Linked DNA regions of Homo sapiens: region 2 is linked to region 1. The links are chromatin contacts, found by POLR2A ChIA-PET in ENCODE. All regions are on one chromosome and are shown on one strand. Each heading gives the region's core, a stretch centred on a gene start or an enhancer-like site at or near the end of the contact. The rest is flanking DNA. Distances are from core to core; before and after follow the strand shown.

The links. ChIA-PET counts read pairs that join two places held with the same protein, here RNA polymerase II (POLR2A).
Region 2: POLR2A ChIA-PET joins it to region 1 with 12 read pairs in AG04449. The contact joins two enhancer-like sites. POLR2A ChIA-PET finds 5 or more read pairs at or near these places in 9 of 52 experiments (AG04449, CD4-positive, alpha-beta memory T cell, HepG2 and 5 more).

The regions. Positions count from the first base shown.
Region 1 is chr22:39,331,101-39,335,226 of GRCh38, reverse strand. No RefSeq gene overlaps it. Among named protein-coding and RNA genes, the nearest start is that of RPL3, 14 kb to the right of the region's middle. Within about 2 kb of position 2,391, at least 6 of the 41 ENCODE cell types and tissues checked have a DNase peak (open chromatin) inside an H3K27ac peak, as active enhancers do.
Region 2 is chr22:39,203,425-39,207,550 of GRCh38, reverse strand. No RefSeq gene overlaps it. Among named protein-coding and RNA genes, the nearest start is that of PDGFB, 39 kb to the left of the region's middle. RefSeq lists enhancers at 1,595-1,644, 1,617-2,556. Within about 2 kb of position 2,075, at least 3 of the 41 ENCODE cell types and tissues checked have a DNase peak (open chromatin) inside an H3K27ac peak, as active enhancers do.

The DNA.
Region 1 (4,126 bases), core at 1,142-3,641:
ATGAATAATCTACCCCTTGTTTAGCATATAATTAAGAAATAACCATAAAAATGGGCAATCAGCAGCCCTACTCTGTCTATGGTGTAGCTATTCTGTTATTCCTCTACTTTCTTTCTTTCTTTTTTTTTTTTTGAGAAGGAGTCTCGCTTGGTCGCCCAGGCTGGAGTGCAGTGGTGTGATCTCGGCTCACTGCAAGCTCTGCCTCCCGGGTTCTGGCCATTCTCCTGCCTCAGCCTCCTGAGTAGCTGGGACTACAGGCGCCCGCCACCACTCCTGGCTAATTTTTCATATTTTTAGTAGAGATGGGGTTTCACTGTGTTAGCCGGGATGGTCTCGATCTCCTGACCTCGTGATCCGCCCACCTCGGCCTCCCAAAGTGCTGGGATTACAGGCGTCAGCCTCTGCACCCGGCCCATTCCTCTACTTTCTTAATAAACTTGCTTTCACCTTACTCTATGGACTCACCCTGAATTCTTTCTTGCGCAAGATCCAAGAACCCTCTCTTGGGGCCTGGATCTGGACCCCTTTCCCATAACAATACCACTGAGGCAGAAATTTAAAAATAAATATGCATTCATTCACTCTAAGAAAAGTAACAGGCAAGGCAAGGGTTAAAAGGAAAATAACAAGTTTTCCTCTGTCTAGCAAAGGAAAGTACAGCAAGCTCACTTCAAGGACAGTTATATGATAACACTGTTTGAGAAGTCAAGGCCAAAGGAGTGGGCTCCAGACACCTCCCCTCCAGAGCAAAGTTGAAGGAAAAAAAAGAGAGAAAGACAAATTATTTTACTGTTACTCCTTTCCCTGGTTTCTTAAGCATGATTATGTTTTACAAATGTCTGTATTTAGCCAGTTCTTGTTTTTCTTTCAATGCAGCTACAAAGCCACCGGCTATGTAAGACCATAAATTATGCTATGCTATAGATTATGTGACCTATCATATGATTAGCTGCTTTTGTTTTACTTTTGTAAGCCAGCTTATAAAAACCCCGCTCTGTCTTTGTTCTAGGCTCAGCTTTTTGGATGTGAGTCCACTGAGCTGGTGCGTACCTGAAATAAACAATCCTCCTGTACTCAGATCAAGACCATCCTGGCTAACACGGTGAAACCCCGTCTCTACTAAAAATACAAAAAATTAGCCGGGTGTGGTGGCGCTCGCCTGTAGTCCCAGCTACTCGGGAGGCTGAGGCAGGAGAATTGCTTGAACCCGGGAGGCAGAGGTTGCAGTGAGCCAAGATCGCGCCACTGCACTCCAGCCTAGTGACAGAGCGAGACTCCATCTCAAAAAAAAAAAAAAAAAATCCTCCTGTACTCTCATATCAGTCTCTCCGTTCCTCAGTTTACCACAACACCATCACACTGGTGATTAGGTTTCAATATATGAATTTTGGGGAACACAAACATTCAGATGATAGCAACAACATAGCAGGAGGTTCTGGGTGGATTAGAAACATGGGGCTGGGTGCAGCGGCTCACGCCTGTAATCTCATCACTTTGGGAGGTCGAGGAAGGCAGATCACCTGAGGTCAGGAGTTCAAGACCAGCCTGGCCAACATGGCGAAACCCCTTCTCTACTAAAAAATTACAAAAATTAGCTGGGTGTGGTGGCGTGCGCCTGTAATCCCAGCTATTCAGGAGGCTGAGGCTGGAGAATCTCTTGAACTGGGGAGAGGCAGAGGTTTCAGTGAGCTGAGATCATGCCACTGTACTACAACTTGGGAGATGGAACAAGACTCTGTCTCAAAAAAAAAAAAAGGAAGAAAAAGAAACATGGCCCATCAGAATTCTAAAAGGTAAATACGTGGAAGGAGTCTCAGGCCATCTTTTTTTTTTTTTTTTTGAGACAGAGTCTCACTCTGTCACCCAGGCTGGAGTGCAGTGGCACGATCTCGGCTCACTGCAAGCTCTGCCCCCCGGGTTCATGCCATTCTCCTGCCTCAGCCTCCTGAGTAGCTGGGACTACAGGTGCCCACCACCACGCCCGGCTAATTTTTTTGTATTTTTAGTAGAGACGGGGTTTCACCGTGTTAGCCAGGATGGTCTCGATCTCCTCACCTCGTGATCCCCCCACCTCGGCCTCCCAAAGTCCTGGGATTACAGGCGTGAGCCACTGCCCCCGGCCCGAGATGGTGAATTTAATTGATAAATGTGTGTGTTCTGACTCTTCTATTGACTCACCATTTCTCTGTCTCTTTCCCTCTCTAGGGCAGCCCTATTTTTTGAGATACAACAGTACTGAAATTAGGCCAGCTGATAACTGCTCAATGGCCTCTAAGTGTTCAAGTGAAAGGAAGAGTCCTGTCTCTCAGTTTCAATCAAAAACTAGCAATGATTAAGCTTAGTGAGGAAGGCATGCCAACAGCCGAGACAGGCTGGATTTAGGCCAGTTAATAACCCTACAATGGCCTCTCAGTGTTCAAGTGAAAGGAAGTGTCACATGTCTCTTGCTTTAAATCAAAAGCTGGAAATGATTAGGCTTAATGAGGAAGGCATGTCAAAAACTGAGATACGCTGAAAACTAGGCCTCTTCCACTATGCAGTTAGCCAAGTTGTGAATGCAAAGGAAAAGCTTTCAAAGGAAATTAAAAGTGCCACTCTAATGAGTACATGAATGATAAGAAAGTGAAACAGGCTTATTGCTGATATGGAGAAAGTTGGGTCTGGATAGAAGATCAAACCAGCCACAACATTCTCTTAAACCAAAGACTAGGCCAGGCGTGGTGGCTCACACCTCTAATCCCAGCACTTTGGGAGGCCGAGACGGGAGGATCACCTGAGGTCAGGAGTTTGAGACCAGCCTGGCCAACATGGCAAAACCCCATCTCTACTAAAAATACAAAAAATTAGCCAGGTGTAGTGGTAGGTGCCTGTAATCCCAGCTACTCGGGAGGCTGAGGCAGGAGAATTGCTTGAACCCGGGAGGCAGAGGTTGTAGCGAGTCATTGCACTCCAGCCTGGGTGACAGAGCGAGACTCTGTCTCAAAAAAAAAAAAAAGACAAAGACTAACCCAGCGCAAGGCCCTAGACCCTAGCTCTCTTTAATTCTATGAAGGCTGAGAGAGATGAGGAAGCTGCAGAAGAAAAGCAGAAGCTAGCAGAAGTTGGTTCATGAAGTTTAAGGAAAGAAACTGTCTCCATAACATAAAAGTGCAAGGTGAAGCAGCAGGTGCTCATGGAGAAGCCACAGCAAGTTATCCAGTTCTAGTTAAGATCGTTGATGAAGGTGGCTACATTAAACAGTAGAGTTTCAATGTAGATGAAACAGCTTTATATCAAAAGAAAATGCCAGGAAGTCTTTCATAGCTAGAGAGGAGAAATCAATTCCTGGCTTCAAAGTTTCAAATGACAGGCTAACTCTCTTGTCAGGAGTTGGTATAGCTGGTGAGTTTAAGTTGAAGCCAACTGCTCATTGATAATTCTGAAAATCTGAAGGCCCTTAAGAATTATGCTACGTCTACTCTGCCTGTGCTCTGTAAGCGGAACACCAAAGCCTGGATGACAGCACATCTGTTTTTCTTTCAAAATATTACTGCTCGTTGACAATACACCTGGATACCCACGAGCTCTGATGGTGATGAATGTGGTTTTCTTTTTTTTTTCTTTTGTTTTTGAGATGGAATCTGGCTCTGTCCCCCAGTCTGCAGTGCAATGATGCAATCTTGGCTCGCTGCAACCTCTGTCTCCCGGGTTCAAGCAATTCTCCTGCTTCAGCCTCCCAAGTAGCTGGGACTACAGGCACGTGTAATCCCAGCACTTTGGGAGGCCGAGGCGGGTGGATCACTTGAGGTCAGGAGTTCGAGACCAAGCTGGCCAGCATGGAGAATCCCAGCTACCCTGAATCTGTTCTCCACCCGGCAGCTAGGGGGCTCTTACACCACAGATTAAATCGCTTTATTCCACTGATTAAAATCCACCAGTACTAGGGGCCTAGAGGGACATTGAGCTGGGTCTCGGCATGTTCCTCCATCTGCAGTTCCTTCCTCCACTGAACTCTTGTTTGTTTGTTTGTTTGTTTTAAGACAGTCTCGCTCTGTCACCTAGGCTGGAGTGCAGTGGCACGATCTCAGCTCACTGCAACCTCTACTTCCCAGGTTTGAGCGATTCTCATATTTCAGCCACCCCCATT
Region 2 (4,126 bases), core at 826-3,325, 130 kb after region 1:
TGTGTGTGTGTGTGTGTGTGTGTGTGTGTAGGAAGGGAGCAGGCATCTGCAGCAGAAGCTGAGGTCTCAGGTCTTGGGGGTTTCTCCCACACACCTGCCCCTTGGCCATGGGGTGGGGTGGGGTGCCCCGAACGCCCTGATACTTTGTGGGAAGAAGGCTGGGCACAGCGGGAATGTTTGGTTTCCTGGGTGAAGGCGGAGCTGGCCGTCTTCCCATGACAGATGTAGGAATGTTTCTGCTATTCAAGGCGGAAGCAGGGGTGTGGGGGCCGCCTGAGGCCTGCCCCAGCCCTGCTCCAGGCCACCTGTCTATGGCCTGGGAAGCAGCTGGGCACTGCTAGGGAGAAGCTTCTAGACCCAGGGCTGACCCTACTCTCCAAGCCCCATCTCCCCAGGAGGCTCAGGTCAGGCCCAATTCACCTCCCTCCCAGCCCCCCAGGACAGGAGAGGAGAATGGAGTCCAGGGTTCAGCCCAGAGGAGGACTCCCATGAGGAGGGGGCTTTGAGGAAATGGGGATATTGGGCGTCTTTCCCTGGCAGCTGAGTTGGGGGCAGCAACAGGGGAACAGCGGGGAAGCATCCTTAGAGGTCCCCCCATCAGTCAGCCCAGCTGCAGACAGCCTCAGGGTACCCTCATTTTCTTTTCTGAGTCCTGGTATAATAGAGCTTCAGAAGAGTCAGCAATGGCAAATTCCTCAAATGGGGAAACTGAGGCAGGGGTGGGGTGCTGACTTGGCCAGGTCGCCCCACCCCCAGCAGTCCTGACCCCAGACCCCCAGCTCTCCCAGCGCACCTGCCGCTCACTCCATGGAGGTTATGGCCCGGGTGGGGTACAGGTAACATGACCACCAAAATCAGCGGTGACCTGGCCTCCACCCTCTGGAAGCTAGCGCTCCAGAACCCCCAGCCCCTCCCTGGGTTTCAAATCCTGCCTTGCCCCTTCCAGGCTTCCGTCTGTGAAGCCAAGTGACTCTTCCCACTCTGTCTACACAGCCTTCCCAGGGATTGCATGTAAAGAACCAGGTGAAGGTTGGGCACAGTGGCTCATCCTTCAGTCCCAGCACTTTGGGAGGCCAAGGCTGGTGGATTGCTTGAGGCCAGGAGTCTGAGACAAGCCTGAGCAACATGGAGAAACCCCATCTCTACAACCGAAAAAAAAAAAAAAAAAAAAAGAGCGTGGTGGTACATTCCTGTAATTCTAGCTACTTGGGAGGCTGAGGCAGGAGGATCACTCAAGCCCAGGTGATTGAAGCTGAAAAAAAAAAAGCGTAGGTTGGGCGCGGTGGCTCATGCCTGTAATCCCAACACTTTGGGAGACTGAGGTGGGCAGATCACCTTAGGTCGGGAGTTCGAGACCAGCCTGACCAACATGGAGAAACCCCATCTCTACTAAAAATACAAAATTAGCTAGGTGTGGTGGCACATGCCTGTAATCCAGCTACTCGGGAGGCTGAGGCAGGAGAATTGCTTGAACCAGGGAGGCAGAAGTTGCGGTTAGCCAAGATCGCGCCACTGCATTCCAGCCTGGGCAACAAGAGCGAAACTCTGTCTGAAAAAAAAAAAAAGGCCTGGGTATTTGAAGACTTTGTGTCTAGGCCAGGGATGTGTTGGGGCCAGGTGGTTATTGGTGATTGCTGGCTGCAGTCTGAACAACCCACATCCCCCACGAAGCCACTGGGAGGCTGTGGGTGGTGACTGGGGGGTGTCCCGGGGTGTGGTGTCGTGGTATTATGTTTGTGAGGGCATCACTTTCCCCCACTGCATCTTAGTGGCTTCCTCCCCTCCAGCTGGAACCTGGGTCCAGCAGGCGGGGAAAGAGCCCACAGGGAGGGGAGCTTGTGAGAGAAGGAGGGCCTTGGTGACTTGGTGCTGATGTGCCTTGTTTTCCGGGCTGGCACAGGCAGGACACCCTGGATCCCCAGCCCTGACCCTGATTGTCCCTCAGGCCCCAGCTGGACCCAAAGTCACTTTCTTAGGTTTGGCTTTGAGACATCTCTTCTCCCTCTCCCTTTTACTGTCTCTCCCCTACCCTGAAGATCAGAGAGGAGGGAGGTGCCTGTGAGTCACCTTGTGACTCACAGGAGGGCACAGCCAGGGTCTGGGGCGGGAGTGTGTGCAGTTGTCCAGTGTGCATGTGCATGTGTGTGTGCACGGTCAGCATGTGTGCATAGGCAAATGTTCATGCATGTATGCTTGTGTGCACCTGTGCATGTTTTGTGAGGGGGCTGAGCTGGGGGAGGGGGAGAAGACATGCCTTGGCTTTCTCACCTTTAAAATGCATGAGCTCTGGCCGGGCGCAGTGGCTCAGGCCTGTAATCCCAACGCTTTGGGAGGCCAAGGTGGGTGGATGACCTGAGGTCAGGAGTTCCAGACCAGCCTGGCCAAAATGGTGAAACCCCATCTCTACTAAAAATAGAAAAAAATTAGCCGGGTGTGGTGGCAGGTGCCTGTAATCCCAGCTACTCGGGAGGCTGAGGCAGGAAAATCACTTGAACCCAGGAGGCGGCCGTGTCAGTGAGCCGAGATCATACCACTGCACTCCAGCCTGGGCGACAGTCTCAAAAAATAAAAATGAAAAAATAAATAAAATAAAATGCATGAGCTCATGGAAGCTGCCCCAACCCGAGGGGGCCACTAAGTCACAGCCAGGACAGGGTGCTTACCTGGAGCAGGTGCATAAGGCTTGGTTATATTGAAAGCGTGAAGAAATATCAAATAGGGGTAGCAAAGCCATTCTGCATTCTAAATAGTTTACATTGATCAAACTAACACTTCTGACACAACTACCATGCAACGGCCATTTGTAGACCCGTGTTTGGGTCTACAAAATCTTGAAAGTTGAAGTAGATCTTTCCTGAATATGAGGCCCAAACTCACAGACCTCCTGGCCTCCGGAGGTTAATAGGACCCTCTGTGTGCAACCAGGAGACCACAGAGGCCGTGGATGAGGGGAAGGCAGGGCGGGGCACTGGCTGCTCAAGCTGGGCTAGGAGCACTGTGGCAAGGACCTCTGTGTCTGTTGCGTTCGTCCCTCTTCCCTCGCCATCTAGAACAGTAGGCTGTTCTAGATGCACAGTAGGCTCCCAACACAGATGGCTGGATCAGTGATGACTGACTGCATGTCCCAGGTATGGAAGATCTCAACTGGGCCATGGCTGCGGGGATGGTGGGAGGGCGCTGGACAGGGAAGCCTGGTTATCATTCCCTCCTGGTGCTGCTGAAGGCCCCCTTTCCTCCAACTTTGACCAAGTGAAGATGGGTGGAGAGCTGACGCCTGGGTTCTAATAGGACAGGTCACTTCCCTTCCCTAAGAATCAGTCCCCTCCCTTGTCTGTAAAACAGGGATGCACCATGTTCCACCTTTGTGGTTTCTGGGCAGCATCAGACCATTCTCTGAGGTCTTCTCTAGCTTCAGGATCCAGAGAAATGGCTTGGGAGGGCTGGGCGCGGTGGCTCATGCCTGTAATCCCAGCGCTTTGGGAGGCCGAGGCGGGTGGATCACTTCAGGTCAGGAGTTTGAGACCAACCTGACCAACATGGTGAAACCCCACCTCTACTAAAAATACAAAAATTAGCTGGGCATGATGGCAGTTGCCTGTAATCCCAGCTACACAGGAGGCGGAGTTTGCAGTGAGTTGAGATTGTGCCGTTGCACTCCAGCCTGGGCGACAGAGCGAGACTCCGTCTCAAAAAAAAGAAAGAAAGAAAAGAAAAGAAAAGAAAAAAGAAAAGGCTTGGGAGAAGGGACTTCTGGAGTAACAGGGGACTTGGAGACAAAAGGAACAGAGGAACAGTTTGTGCCACGAAGACAAAGCATTTCCCAGACGCAGGGGTTTTACAGTAAGAACCCACAGGGTGCGTCTGTGCAATCCCACGTGGATCAACACACGTGGCCCATCCTGACAGTTTTCAAGCCAACCCCACATTTTGGTCTGTGTATTCAATCAGCTATACCTCCCCTCCAGCAAGCTAGGCTGCCGGTCAGCCCCGATTTTTTATCTGAGCACAAGAATGTCCAAGAGTGATGTTCAAATGCCGTAGCAACATTTACATCCAGGGTTCCTGGCTTTTCCCTGTGTTTCCCAGCCAGGTGGCCCTGTAGAGACCCAAACGTTCAGCCACCACA